Linked DNA regions of Homo sapiens: region 1 is linked to region 2. Evidence: chromatin loops called from intact Hi-C (ENCODE). Cell type or tissue: PC-3. All regions are shown on one strand.

The links. Hi-C counts contacts between places; a loop is a spot of excess contacts. Peaks named below come from ENCODE experiments on the same cell type or tissue, not always from the same donor. Only the 100,000 strongest peaks of a DNase experiment are listed, where the experiment ranks them.
Region 1: a loop joins it to region 2, with 5 times the contacts of the local background. A loop is called at or near these places in 4 of 110 quality-filtered maps.

The regions. Positions count from the first base shown.
Region 1 is chr5:104,405,311-104,413,310 of GRCh38, reverse strand. No RefSeq gene overlaps it. Among named protein-coding and RNA genes, the nearest start is that of NIHCOLE, 330 kb to the right of the region's middle. In PC-3, a CTCF peak has its summit at 236 (motif pointing right); a DNase peak (open chromatin) is centred at 230; H3K27ac peaks cover 705 bases.
Region 2 is chr5:104,349,764-104,357,763 of GRCh38, reverse strand. No RefSeq gene overlaps it. Among named protein-coding and RNA genes, the nearest start is that of NIHCOLE, 270 kb to the right of the region's middle. In PC-3, no CTCF peak of the experiment used is centred here; no DNase peak of the experiment used is centred here; H3K27ac peaks cover 1,501 bases.

The sequences.
Region 1 (8,000 bases), 56 kb before region 2:
ATGTGGAGTGGCTGGTACTTCAAATTTTTTATACTATTTTCATGTAGACAGGGTTTTTTTCCTTTTCCATTTTTTTTTTTTTTTGTCCTCCTCTCTTCTCCCCTCTTCAAGGGGAGTGACTATAGAATTTGTTGGGTAGGGCCTTTTGTCTTTGCCTCTGTAGCCCTACATGCCTCTTTCAGCAGGTTTTATATTAGCCTGTGCTGTTCAAAGTGCAGGCCAGTAGGTGGCACTTATAGGCAAAAGCCAGCTGTGGCACAAGCAGATGAGTAGTACTTGATCTTTGTCTACTATGGGGTGGTTTCTGTTGCTTCAGTTGATGGACAGGACAGTGGAATGCCTGGTGCCCTGAGCTTCCTCTTCAGTGGGGCAGGGGGACACAGCTGGGCTTGCTCATGAATACCCCAATAACAAACACAGGCACCAGGCCTAATGAGTATGGCTAGGGGGAGCTCCTGGTGAAATGCACTGAGGTCTTCATGGAGGGTGAGGGGACTGAGCTGGCTCCACATCTTAGAGAGGCAGTAACGTGATCTGTTTCTTTATTATACTCCAGTCCCAGGACTCATGACTATCAGTTCAAATATACACTGTAGTATATTTTAAGATATCTTTTAAAGCTATAAATATTCTTCTAAGCAATTCTTAAGTTGTACCATACAAAGTTTATGTTGTCTATTATTAGGGTTATGGTTAGATTAGGGTTTTCATTTAGTAATGTAAAGTGTCTCCTAATTTCTCTGTACTTTTTTTTCATTTATCTTGGTATTAATTAGAAGTTTTAAATGATTTGGGTAATTTTTAGATATCTTACTATTATTGCTTTCTAGTTATATTGTGTTGTGGTCAGACATCATATTCTGTAAGATTTGCTTTTAAAATATTGTGACTTTTTAAGTTTAGTTTTTTAAGCATTCTATGTGTACTTAAAAACATTGTATATTCTATATTTATTGGCTACAGGCTTCTATAAATGTTAATTTGGTCAATTTGATTAATAGTGTAATTCAAATCTTCTATATCCTTATATTTATTTGTTCTATATGTTACTAAAAGGCGGGTGTAAAAAATAAATCCATGAATGTGTATTTTCCCATTTCTTTCAATAGAACTGGTAGTTTTTGCTTCATACATTTTAAGACTTCATTATTAGGTGAATGCATATTTCAGATTGTCAATTCTTGATGAATTAATTTTTTTGTCATTCTGGTATAGGCCTTTAAATCTCTGTGAATATTATTTCTACTAAAAGCCACATTTTTTCTGTTAATATATTAATGCAGACTTTATACAAATAATTTTCATATCATGTTTTTCCATCCCTTTGCCTCTAAGCTTTTTGTGTATTTATGTTTAAATACATACAGATAACATATAATTGGGACTACTTTTACATACTGTCTAACAATTTTTATTTTTATCTGGGGTATCTAGTCAATACATATTTAATATAAAAATTGAGATATTTAGGTTAAAGAATACTGCCTTTCCATTTGTTTTGTATTTGTCTTGTTCATTTTTTAGGTCATTTGTTTTTTATTTCTGCAATTTTGTGGGATAAGGTCTTCTTTTTTCTTTGAGTTTTAATAAACTTATTTTTTTATCGTTATGTTTTTGTATTACTTTTCTGGCATTACTCTAGGAAATAAAATATACATTTTTGAATATAAAGTTAATATTGCAACTCTATATATAAAATGCAAGAAACTTTCATTTGTGTAATTGCATTTATACTTCTGTATCCTTTGTGCTATTATGACATATTTAACTTCTTTAAATACTTTCTCTTCCCCAAATACATTTTTTAAATTTTCAATTACTAACTTTTGTGGGTACATAGTAGGTGTATATACTTATGTAGTACATGACATATTTTGATACAGGCATGCAGTGCATAATAATCACATGAGGGTAAATGAGGTATCCACCACTTCAAGCATTTACCTTTTGTGTTACAAATAATCCAATTATACCTTTTAGTTCCAAAATGCAATAAAAATACTTTCTCTTAAAATTATTATTGTGTTTTAAAGGATTTAAAAGTACAAACAGGTCTCTTATGTATTCCCATATATATAACAATTCTTTAGCTCAGTTTTGTTGCTGTATAGCAAAGTTTCCATCTAGCATCCCATTCTTCGCATCATAAGGACATTAATTAGCATTTGCTGTAATGAAAAGGTGCTAGAAATGAACCCTTTGTACTTCTGATTATGTGACACTATATTTTACCCTCATTTTCAATGGATATATATTGCTAAATGTAGAATTCTAGTTTGGCAGTTTTTTTTTTTTCTTTTCCCAACACTCGAAAGATGTTCCATCATTCACTGGCCTCTATTAGTTTGACAAAAAGCAAACTGTTTTCAAATTGTAATGCACCTTTTTGTAACATCATCTTTTTCTGATGTTCTATTTTATTCTTACTAGTTTAACTACAGTGTTCCCAGATTCTCAGTGTGTTTGTTTATTCTGTTTGAGGTGCCGTGTGTGTGACCTTCTATGATCTGTGCATTTGCAGATGCATTATACCACAAAAGGTAGGTTTTTCACTATTTTAAAAAAAATCTTTGGCTTATTTTTCAGTTATTTTTATCAGTCCCACTTTTCTCTTTTCTTCTTGTGATATTCATTCGTACATGTGTTAAACTAAGAGATATTGCCCCACAGGTCAATAAAGCTCTGTTTAATATTTTTCTTTAATGTTTTATGTCCTATTAATCTGTCTTCAAGTTCACCGATTTCTTTTTTTAGTCCACAATCTTTTGCTAAGGATCTTCTGTGATTCTTTTTAAACATTTTGATATTGTACTAATCAACTATAGAATTTTTATTTGTTTCTTATTTAATGTTTCTAGTTCTATGAGATTTTTTCATCTGATCATTCACTATGCCTACCTTTTCTTATTTACTTGATTATATTTAAAACAGGCATTTTAAAGTTCTTGTCTTCTTATTCTAACTTACAAGTCATGACAGAATTGGCTTTTATTGACTTTTATTTCTCTTGTTTAAGGATAATATTTTATTTATTTCTTCACATGTCAAGTAGATTTTAATTGCATACTAGACATTGTTGATGATACATTACAGATAATGTTTTTATTACCTTTTTTTGAAAAGTATTTACTTTTGCTCCAGCAGGAATTGAATTTGAACTACCAGTAGATTTTTCTTTATCCTGTTACTCATCATCATATTATTTTTTTTTTTCTAGAGCAAGTCTACTGCATGCAGTCTTGCTTAGTTCTCTGCAGTTCTGCTTAGTTCTGTGATATTGCCTTTACTCTATAGCATGTTGCTTATTTTTAAAGTTCTGGTCTCAGCCAAATGCTCTCTTATTCAGAACATGGTAGGCGGCCTAAAATTCCAACTTCTTTCAGCAACATGTTACCTCAGGAATCTTGATGTATTTTTTATCCCAGCAACACCTACTCTCTCCTCAACCTTGCAGAGAGCCTCACCCTGTGAACAAACACTGCAGACATTAATCATGAACTTATGTGGAAGCCCTTCTTGAATTTTTATCTAACCTAACTTCCTCAGCAACTCTTTTCAGAATTCTGCCTATGAGTTTCAGCTGCTTCAGTTTCCGGGGAATCCTCTCTATGCCTACTAACATCAGAGAGATCATCACATTCTCTTGGGCTTCTCTTCCAGGGGCCACAGTCAGAAAAGTGCTCCCAGGCACAAAGCTGGGTAAAAAATCTCACATATTTCCCTTATATAAAGAATTACAGTCCTATATTGACTCTTGTCCAATGCATAAGAAAGGGTAGCTACATATATTTTGTCTACTTCTGCAGTATTTTAAAAAATTTTGAGTGGCTAAGTCTTGTATCAGTTATTCTATTTTAGGCAAAGGTGAACTATGTTTTTGAGTTTTAAAAAACGGCTCTAATTAAATATCTCACCTGCTCCTTAGGAAAATTTTCAAAGGAGTTAAGACAGGTTTCCTTCCCTAATATACCTCTACTTCAAGACTAAAAAATGGAGAGGCTATTAGAGTTGTTTTAGATATAGTATTCAAATACATATAAAATTCTTACATTTCTTAAAATTCTTAAATTTTAATCCATAACTTTTTTCATATCTTCATTTGCTTTATCTAGTACACCGTAGTGTTCTCTACGTGTGCAACACACTGTCATCTACAAATCATAATGTTAACGTTTTCATCAAAAATGATTTTAAACATTCAATTGCTGAACTTTTTACTTAATCTTCTTACTTTCTTCTAAATGTGTATATAATTAAGGCATCCTTAAAATGCTGGCTTTCTCACTATCACTTTTTTAACTTTTCCATTTTTTAAGTCTCTGACAGAAACAATAATTATTGAACCACACAGTACAGGCAGAGATGCTTATTTCTTTTTAAACAACTCTTACAGTGAAATAAAATAAAATACCTATATTAGTGTTATAATAAAAATGTGAAATTATTGAAAAGGTAAATCTTCATGTTTGTGTATGAAATTTGAGATGATGACCATATACTTTGCTTATTTTTTCTTAGTAAGTTGTTTTCTGTCTTTATTATTTTCATGAACTGCTCCTTCTTTTATTTTATCCCTCCAGCTATTAGCAACCTAAGACATTATAAATCGTTATAGTTATTTTATTTTTGTTATTTATTAAGGTAACAGCAAATTTCTTCTGTCACAAAATTCCTCCTCTCTTGCATATTCAGAAAGACTCTTAAATTCCATCACAAACAAAAACAATTTGTCCTTGGTAAAGATTACATTCAATGCAAGTGGTCTGCAAATTGTATCCCAAAAAACTGTAGGGGGTAATTGCAATTTCCCTGCAAGTAAACAAATTCTTCTGTCTCATACCCTAGTTTCTAGGGATTTACCGTCAGTAGGTTTCACAGCATTGAGCTAGAAATACATAATGAAATGGAGGAAATAAAGAACCATTTAACTTATACTGATCAAGGAATAGAATCATATTTTTCTGCACTACTGCTATTTCTCAGCAGGTTACATATGTACAAGCTGATATACATTGCAGATCCCACAGGCTCTTGAAACTTAAAGACCTCAGTGTCCTTGGCCTGCTTATGACTTACAAGAGATATAAATATGGTTTGGGGATTAGGGATAGAGGCATTGCATGTTGCAAATTTTAAATTGTCAATTAAACAGCATCATTGAATTCTGAATAGAACTGCCAAGGGCATGTTCGTCTAAAAAAGGGTGGATTAACACAGACAGTCCCCAATGACATTTAAGATACATATCTGTGATTTAGGACACTTGAGGATGTGTATCTGAACAATGTGACCACATTTAAAGTGCTGAAAGCAATTTTTGTCTTAGTAAACTGAAAAATCCTCAAACAAAGTAAAACTCTCAAGATATACTTAACTTTGTAAACTGTTTGTCAGCAGCATTTGCATTCACTATTCATACATGTGATATTAAGCAGGTACAAAAATACAGGTCCCTTGTCTGTAGTTGTATTGAATATAAAAATAAAAGACTGACTGCCATTTCCGTGCTTCTGTGGCCTGATTGTTTGGTGAAGATGGTTTATTTGCTTTTTTGAGAATAGAGATTAGCAAGTAGAAAAGTATAAACTATTTAGCTGACAAAGATTTTGGAGTGTTTCATGTTTCTACTTACTATTCATACTAATTGTGTTTTCTTTCACAAAGAGATATAATAAATATAAAAATACAAAAAATAACATCTGCAAAATCAAAATCATAATCTGTGAGCTTCTAAAAAAGGCTAAAAGTTTTCCTGTTTTATTCTCTTAGGAACTTCTAATACCATTCTTTCCATGAATTGAAGAAAATTGATAACATTTATTTTTAACAATGTTAATTAAATTTTCACTTGTATTTGTATAATTCAGTGACATCACAATGATATAAATAGTACATACATGATATATGATAATAATATCTATGTCGTGTGCACACACACACATGCACACATATACACACACACACACACCACAATGTGATGAATTATTTGCTCTCTGCAGTGAAAAGCATTAATACATAATTTAAAGTAGTTTTCAAGGAGATTATGAAAATGTAATTCTTAATAAAAATTAGCTTCAATATTTCAAAAATATATTTTTATATTCATGTAAAGAACATTGATTTCTTTATATTCTAATGTCTATGATTTATAATGCCTCATGAAATCAAAATTTTTGGGAAAAGTGTTTTACCTTTATAATGTTGGCATTGATGACAAAACAAGTATGATCTTTTGGGACTGTAACAAAAAGCTAGAGAGGTCACTAAAGAAAGAAAGCAGTGATGATCTTTATTTATAGAACATTAGACTGCATCTTTAGTTTTCCTCATTGAACCACATCCTGGTGTTTACACACTGATAGACACTTGTCTCTGTGACTTTGGCCACATCTTATGACCAGCTTTTACCAATAGAATGCAGCAACATTGACACTCCTCCGGTTTCAGAATAAAAACTTAAGAAAGTCTAGCAGTTTCCACTTTTCTTGAAAGCCAGCCATATTGTAAGAAGTTCAACTACCCTTAGATCACCATGTTGTGAGGAAGCTCAGGCAGCGGCAAGGTGATTTACAAATGGTGGGGAACTAAAGCCCTTTGCTACTAGCACCAACTGAATTCTCAGCCAGAAGCCAGGATCAGTTATCAGTCATGTGAGTGATGACATTTTAGACTTTCCTTTCGTGCCACAGTCTCAGCAGAAATGATGCAATAAAACAGTAGAACTCACTAGTCAATCCAAAAGAACTGTCATAAATAATACATTGTTATTTTAAGCTACTAAATTTTGGATTGGAAAAACTTTAACAATTGTCATAGAGAAAAAATATAGATACAGTTACCATATTAGTTAAAAATTTGCTTCAATTCATTTTAGTTGAAGCATTTAAGTACCAAACACACAGGAATTTTACCAGAAGGCTTCAGGCCTACCAAAACTTTTCTTGATGCCTGAAGCCTTACAAGAGCCAGATAAATCAGGGTCACCTGAGAAAAATGACTGTCGCCTGGGTAGGCTAACAAAACTTTTTTTTTTTTTTTTTGAGACGGAGTCTTGCTTCGTTGCCCAGGCTGGAGAGCAGTGGCGTGATCTTGGCTCACTGCAAGCTCTGCCTCCCAGGTTCATGCCATTCTCCTGCCTCAGCCTCCTGAGTAGCTGGGACTACAGGCGCCCGCCACTACGCCCGGCTAATTTTTTGTATTTTTTTAGTAGAGATGGGGTTTCACCGTGTTAGCCAGGATGGTCTCGATATCCTGATCTCGTGATCCACCCGCCTCGGCCTCCCAGAGTGCTGGGATTACAGGCGTGAGCCACCGCGCCCAGCCACAAAACATTTTTATGCTTACTGTATGAAAGGAACAGCAAGATACAATAAAATGTAATTTTAGAAACAATTTGCTATCCTCCTCTAAATATTCAAAAAATTATTTGCTTATAAAATTCTGCTAGAAATTTTTATTCATAATAATTTTTCAAATGAGAAACAAAAAATCTTGAATTTAAATTTATAATTTCTATATTTAAGTTCAAAACAGTTTTGTCATTCATTCTTAGCCTTCCTCCCAGATCTAGAGCTCAGTACTTATATAACTGCAATAATCTCTCTACCTACACTTCTTCCCATCAACATTCATTTTTGTATATCACTAAGTTAATCTTTATGTAGATAATATCTTATCATGGTATTTTCTTTGCCCAAAGACCTATACTAGCATCCACTTTATCACAGAATAAAATCTAAAATCATGTGTAAATGGTCACATGAGTGATATATAGATTTTTTTTATATATAGTGGTGTAATATATAAGTGTGTATATCTTATGTGTGTCTGAGTGTGTATACATACCTCTATTGCCTTCATAGTCAGTCAATTCAAACCAGAACACTGGGGCTTCTTGCTGTTCTCTGAACGTAAAAGACTCATTTTCACATTTTGTCTTGTCTTTGATTACAACTCATTCTTTAAGTAAAATATCCTCCAACAAGTCATCTTGTTGCTAC
Region 2 (8,000 bases):
ACGAGTTAGTGGGTGCAGTGCACCAGCATGGCACATGTATACATATGTAACTAACCTGCACAATGTGCACATGTACCCTAAAACTTAAAGTATAATAAAAAAAAATAAACAAACAAACAAAAAAAGAAAATAAAATTATTTTCTTGTGTGAACTTCTATTTCCTCTCCCATGTATGAGAGACCATGATTTTGAGGGGCAAACACAATCAGGGCAGACTTATGGAAAAAGAAGTCTGATGAACAGTATAGTCTGTCCTGAAGTTTAGATCTTATACTACAAGGGGAATAGAAACTTTTTAGGAAAAGTATATGAAAATTTTGGAGCAGAAGATTAACAGACATTCATTCAATAAATATTTATGGAGCTTATATTGTGGTGAAGATAGATTTTAAAATATTTTGGAAGTGATAAGTGCCATGAATAAAAAGAAAGTGGCGAGTGTTAGGAAATGTCCTCTTATATGGTGATATTTGAGTCAAGATTTAAAAAGAAGTCAGAAAGATTATCGTGAAGAAAGCCAAGAGTTGAATAACAATGTATTTAGATAGGGGAGTGAATCATGAGAGAGAATAAAAGAGAGATATTTAGAGAGGAGCTGCCACGACAGATAAGTTTTGAGATTAACACAAACTTTGCTATGCTAAGCATGTTTGAGAGATTTCACTAATGATACAAATTGCATTACAAATTTTTATTAGATGCTTTATTTTTATTTGACTGAAACATTTATTTTGAATGTAAAACCATGATGAAACTGACCGTAAGTTGACCCATATTTATTTGGGTTGCATACCAATTGTTTCAAAACAAAATTTTTAAGATATATCACAGGCTTCTGCACACCTGCTGCTGTCCATAGCCACCTGTGTTTTACTTGTGTTGAGTTTTTATTTTCTTGTTTGTTTGTTTGCTGAAGTACAGGGTTTCATATTTACCTTAGTTATACTTCAACTTGAGAAGTAAGCATGTAATTTCAGCTAAACAATTTCCTTTGATTCTGGTTCCATCATCCAAACAATCAACTAAAATTTCTTTTTCCATACCTTCTGCAAGTTCTATAAGCTTAAAATCTGTCTTCCTTCTCTCTGAAAATGCATCATGAAAATTTGAATAATAATTTTTTATATATAGTCAGGAGTCACATTTCCCTCAAAACTCACTTTCAGGTTGAAATAAAACTAATTATATAGATCACTAGTAAACTTAGTGATTTATCTGCTTCCTATGTAAATCAATAATGTATCATATTTTTCTCCCTTGAATTATTTGTTTATTTTCCTAATTTCTCCAAGACTTAGTAAATTTAACATAGTAATTCATAAGCCTCCTATATAGAATTGCATCATAAAATGAGATGGGATTTATCTAACTTTTAATTGAAGTTAACCTAAAAAATTGCTTATTTATCTTAGGCATCATTTCCATATTACCCTCACTTGCCTTGCCTATTTTAGTTTGAAACCCACTTCCATAGTAGATAGAAGGAAATACTAAACAAATATGACAAACAATAAAAGGTTTAACATTAATAAATACAAATAGAGTAGGTTAGTATTGATATGAGAGTATAACTTGAGATGATACAGACTTCAAAATAATTCTAAAAAGACCTATCTATAGTTTATATTGTACCAGTCTGTACTCTGTTGTGGGGAACAAAGTAAGAGTGGTCTACCAAGATATAAAAAATGATAAGCCCCAGTGTGTTGAAAGATACCTATCGAAACATATGATCAGATAATTCCCTGTCTGTCTTGCTGGTAAAACAGAATTTATGAAGTTACACTTTTTTTGAAGATTTTACAGAATAACATTTAAAGAGATGACTTGCTTATATTGTGTGCTGAAAAAAATTTTATAATCAATACCTAAGATATCTATGACTATAATTGCTGCAAAACAGTTCAAGTCCTGAACATTCTGGTTAATGCTCTCTTGCAGTATTTACAACAATGCACCTAAATCTATTACTTTACAAATAAAAATCTGTATTTTGAATGTTCTTCAACTGAGCATAAGCATTTAGAAACATCCATCTTTATGTATGAAAATCGTTCATATATAAAACAGGCGTGTTTCTTCCAGAGCTATCATTGCCCCAGGCCTCTCACATAATTGCTGTACTATTCCCAACTATCCATCCTGCACTTCGGGTTTAACAGATAACACTGGTTGGTGGAAGAATGAGTCTAGTGACAAAACAAAAGGGCCCTATTCAAGTGTGACGTGAAACTCCAGCACTCATGTGAAGATCAAAGTTCCAAGCTGTCTTAGTATATCTTTGATCTTTAAATAGGCACATTTAGGTTGTGTCCTCATGGGGCTAGAAGATTGCCTATTTTGACTAAACTGGTGGTATTTGTGTCATTTTTCTTTTAAACTTACTTGAGTCTCAGCCAGTCAGTTGAGTATCTGACAGAGTTTGCTCATATCATTGTTTGTTTGTTTCTTAAAAAACTGATAAGAAAAAAAACTATACTTAGGCAAAAGGCGATGAAGCAATTGTTTGGATTTTTAAATGCCCTATAGATATTGTCAGAAAATATCAATCTTTTCTCACATTTTGCAACTGGTTTCTTGTTGTTATATTTTCTTAAGGCAGATTTTATTTACAATTACTGTAATACTTTCATTTCAGTAAACTAAAATTTTAGTTGACTGCTGAGTTTTACTTTCCTCAATAAATGAACATAAATATATTAATCCTGATAAAATTTTCATTTGTCAATAAATGTAACTTAAATAATTAAAATTATTTCCATTTACCAAAATAATTTTAGGTTTAGGCTTTTGCAGGTAAATGAAAAGGAAAATACTAGTCAAAGTACTTTTCCCAAAAAGTTATTGAATGGGAACACTGTTAGCTTCCTCCTCTTCCCATCATAAAATAGATCAAAGGATTTTGAAAGCTAAGAATAATGCAGCTCACATTTAAGGTAACTACTGGTCACAGGTACCTTAAAATCCATCTCTAACAGTCCGTAAAATGCTCTATTGGGTATATACCCAAGGACAGTGATCTGCTTTCATCTTATTGGCAGAAAATCACAGTGAAGACATAAAGTATGACTATTAAAAATAGTTATGCTTTTAACTGCATACTACATATATTATATATATTTAAATATATGTATAGTAATTTACAAACATGTAACGTTTGAGTAATGTTGTAATTTAATCCTCAAAGGATATAAACGTAAATGTACACCTTTTACAAAAGTTCCTTACATTCATCAATCAATAGTATCATATTTCTTTCCTAAAGGGAATGTAATAATTCCTCATTTAAAAATAAACTTTTTATTATTTTAGAGGTTATTATACATGATTTAGAAATCACTGAAACATTAAAAGAAGTAAAAATCTCCCATAAAATCCTAACTTCATCATCCAGAGATAAATAATATTAATAGTGTGGTGTATAATTTTTTAGTTCTCTCTCTCTCTTTCTCACCATTTATCCGTATAAGGTATATTTTAAAAGAAAATGGTTATGTTTTTAACATACCTTTTTATATAAAATATATCAACATTGTTTCATGTCATCATATATTACTTTGCAACTTTATTTTAATCATAGGATTATGTTGTACCTTATAAAGCAGCTTTAACAAATCATTTAAATTTATTTCCATTTTGAATAAAACTTATTGTCTGTGAATTAAATCCACAAGATAATGTTATGGAGAAATGATAAAAGGAAATGCGGTTCATTTTTTATAAGTATTGTTGTTTCCTAATTTTGTCTAAACTTATTGTGGTTGATTTAACAAATATTATATGAATACACGCATGCAATCTCACAAGAACTTAGGAAATTTACTTTTCTTTATAAATATATAATCCTCTTTTTATACCAGGGAGTAAAGAGCTTAGAGTAAAACAGCAAAAGTTTTTAAAATGGAAAATAGCATGGTTACTTCAAAAAATAAAGAAAGGAAATAAATTCAGCATGTTTTTATTTACTGCATCCATAGGGACTGAGTCTGATATTCTCCCTAAAGAATATACATCTGCTTTAAATAGCTTTCTTTGATTACGACACCATCTGATATCCTGAGAAACTCAAAGTCTTCCCTTCAAAGTTATTATGCCTTTCACCCAAGATTCTCAGAGTTCAGTGAAAGCACTTCCTTGCCTTTTACCCATGGGTCCTTCTAATCCTTCTGTGCAAGTTAGGGAAACTGTCAGGAATTATGACGTCATTGATACCTTCTCCAGTTTCAGAAACCACAGACTCACCTAGTTTACCTCTTCCAGTTATTTCTACGTTGTCTTCTTCAGAAGCTCTTTTGAAATTCAGCCACATAGGCACACCCTGGCTCATTTATCTCTTTTTCCTTTCCCTGTCGGTTTCCCTGTCATCTCTATATTTGTGTTTCTCTCTGTTTTGTCTGTTGCTTTCTCTGTTCACATATATACTCTATGTTATATTTGGGCCACAGGTGGACATACCTTCTCTGTGTTTCTGTCCATCCTTTTATTAAGTTCAACTTATTTCAGACTAACCTAACACTCAAACCAGATATCTTTATTAAAATATGTCATCACCCTGTATCTATTTCTAAGGCCACACTTCTTTTATTTCACACAAAATAGGAATAATGCTCCTACCAGCTTCTTGTTTCTATGACTAATTCTTCTATCAACATTGTAACTTTTGCTATAAACTGTGGAATGTAATTAATATTTTCCATATTCTCAGATTTTATTCATGGCCTGCGTGTGTGAATTTGATCTCTCTTCTTTATTTTAAATTGTTAGGATTAAGAAGTTAAATCTCATTTATAGAGGATAGATAAAAATAATGTTTTAAAATATAGGAAATGTTTATTTTATATAAATACAATATAATTTGTTTATTTTTATACATAAAAACACAAAGTCATATAAGTAAAGTACAGTTTTTTGTCACTACTAGTTTACTCTCTATATCTACAAGGATGTAAACTGAAAATTAATTTTACCATGCTTCTGAATTGTATTGTTAGGAATTCTCACAGGAAGATACTATCACCTAGGTAGGTAAATATCAAAGAGCATTTTATATTTTCACAGGGTATAAATGAAAGGTATGGTTTTTTAAATAGCTGTCTTTTCATCACACCTCTTTATTCCTTCCAGAGACCCCAGTTGGCCTCTGCAAAGGGCAGGCAGTGAGACAATCTCCATGGATTACGTATAAAGCAAGCTCATTGCAGAAGCTCATGTGGAAGGAGAGACAGATTTACAAGACTGAGAGAAGAATAAGTTGCTTTTCCTTCACAACACATCCTGGCATTGGTTATTAACCTTGGTGCATTTTACCTAGGTTACTTGACATAGAAACAGAGATAGGTATAGAGGTCATGCAAGTAGGCTTTGGAGTCAAACTGGATCAGACTGACTTACTAATAATTAGCAGTCTCATAGACTTGGCCACATCATTGAACTCCTCTGTACTTCAGTCTCAGCTCTGCAGAACTGGAATAATAATAGCATCCTTCTTAGCATTGCTCTGACAAGTTAAAAAGTTAACCTGTGAAATACATTCTACCATAGTTAACTTCTCAGTGAATGTCAGTATTATTTGTCAATCCCAAATAGAGAATGTTTCTCTTAAGTATCTGAAGATGTAAACACCAGGCACTAGAATGGAGATGATTTTTATTCACTTCCTTTCCTTAATTCACTCTTTAGTGACCCAAATGTCATTGTTTTGTTTTGTTTTTAAGTTGCAAAATGGAAACTTTGTCAACACTGTCATATTTATAAGACTTTCAATTCTAATCTTATTCAACAGTATTTTACTAACTGCCCATCTTGCTCAATTTGGATTTGTGTTTCCAAATGTCAGCAGGCCCTATGTTCTTTTTTTTTCTATCTGTTAAATCCAAATTGTACTGTGAATATGGTCATAAAAGACCATATAAATTAAATTTTTACATTTTCCTATTGATGTAGGACCCACATTTACAGTTATGGTTACCATCTCTTGCTGTGTGACAGAATCACCTGGGGAAATTGTAAACATAGCTCTGTCCTGGCCCACACTCCGACAAATTAAATCATAATCTTGACAAGTAGGTCCTAGAAATTGTGACTTGCTTTCATATTTATAGGTAATTCCAATGTGCTGCCAGAGTTGAGAACCACTGATGGAGTCCCAATTGAAAAGACCGCCTATCTTTCCAAGAAGGATTCAAAACATTTCAACAACTATTCATTATGCAAAATCTTTGAGTTTAACAAGACAGGAATTGGGATATTGAAGACTCCACAACAACCAGATAGCTTTAAAACCAAATAATCCAAAAGAAAAACTATTTAGGCTATTCTTCAGTTATTAGAAATTTTAAAATATTTTTAAAAATGTAGAAACACTGCTATATCTTTAATCCAGCTATATTACAACAAAAACCAAAACAGAAAAATAACTTTTCAGTGCAACACAAAAATATGCTTCAGAGTAACTTCCAGCTTCTTTTTCTTTCATGTTTTGGGCTGTATTTGGAGCAGGCCCCAACCATGTATGTTACAATTCCATTTTGATTAGTGTATGCCTGGTGTACATTTGTGCATCATAAATAATGAAAAAAGGACAAACTGACTTTATAGATAACATAATTACCTACTTTAGGACCAATTAAAACAGTAAAGTTGTTAAATTTACCTGATGTTCCCATTAATTTGGTACATGGTCCCAAACAACTAAATGGCACTGTACAAAAAGATTCAATTTACCATATGTTGCAATTCTAATGTAATTGCCATTGATCACTAAGTCACTTTCTCTTTGTTGCATGATTAACAAGTAATACTCTATTATTATAGAATCACCACCATCATGTACAGTATGAGTGTCAATTCTTATATATTGCTGAACAAAAAATATTTAAGAAACCATTTACTCTGTCAATGGTAACCACAAAATACATTTTAAATTTGAGCCCACTTATCTACTTTTTCTTGATTAATAATTATTTATTCCCATTATTCCTATCTCTTCTATTTGGGGGAAAATAGGATAATTTTCTATGAATTACAATAACCCATTTTCAGTAAAGATTTAATGCATAACACATATTCTTTGGAAAATATTTTATATCACAGCAATAATAAAATGAATCAACTCATCTCCAACTGAATGGTCTCCCACTGTATCAAATGTACAATGACTGCTAATATGCAGACAGCCCAATTTAAGAAATCTGCTGCAATATATGAAATGTATGATTGCCTCTGGATCCCATGTTTCTATAGTAGTTAGTCTAGGTTCAGTTAGTACATTTTACGGAGTTCAAAACTGAAATTTAGGAAGTCTTATTACCACATGTGTCCTTTTCCAGATCTTCATACCAAGTTACTACCGTCAGTATACAGTTAGTTGAGGAAAACTATCCCATAAGCTCTAGCTGAAGGAATAATTGGCAGTAGCATGTGCAAGTGATCAGTCACACCTTTTGAATCAGTTCACTCTTTGTGCTCAACTGAGAATTCTGCAACTCTCCATTATTAGCGGGTGAAGGAGTCCAAGGAGGCCTGCATATGGCCAGCCGGCTTCATTGAATCATCCTGTGACTGCAACAGCAGCTAGGAAAAAAGAATCCCTGACTTAACGTCTGTTCTTTAGCATTAAAAAGAGTGAGTGTTGGATTTTAAAAAGAAAAGAAGAAAAGAAATCTAGCAGGCTTTTCAGCTAGCATCTAACAAGGCAAGAGGACCTTTGTGGGGTTACCAAATCCCACAGCTATTCCTGGCTTTACAGGTAATAAAACTCAGTTTAGTCAGTTGACCCACAGATGATTCAATGTCTCCATTCCTTGGTTAAGTGTGGGTCCTCATTTTCAGATTCTTCTTCCAGGCTCCCAGAATTCTTCGACCTAAATTACTGCAATACCTTCATCACTGCAACAAGTCTCCCGGCTTTGTGCAGGTCTCTCACTCATCCATTTTATACGCTGTAATCTGAATGACCATCTGAATTTCATATCTGATCATGCTATTTTACTTGTTAAAT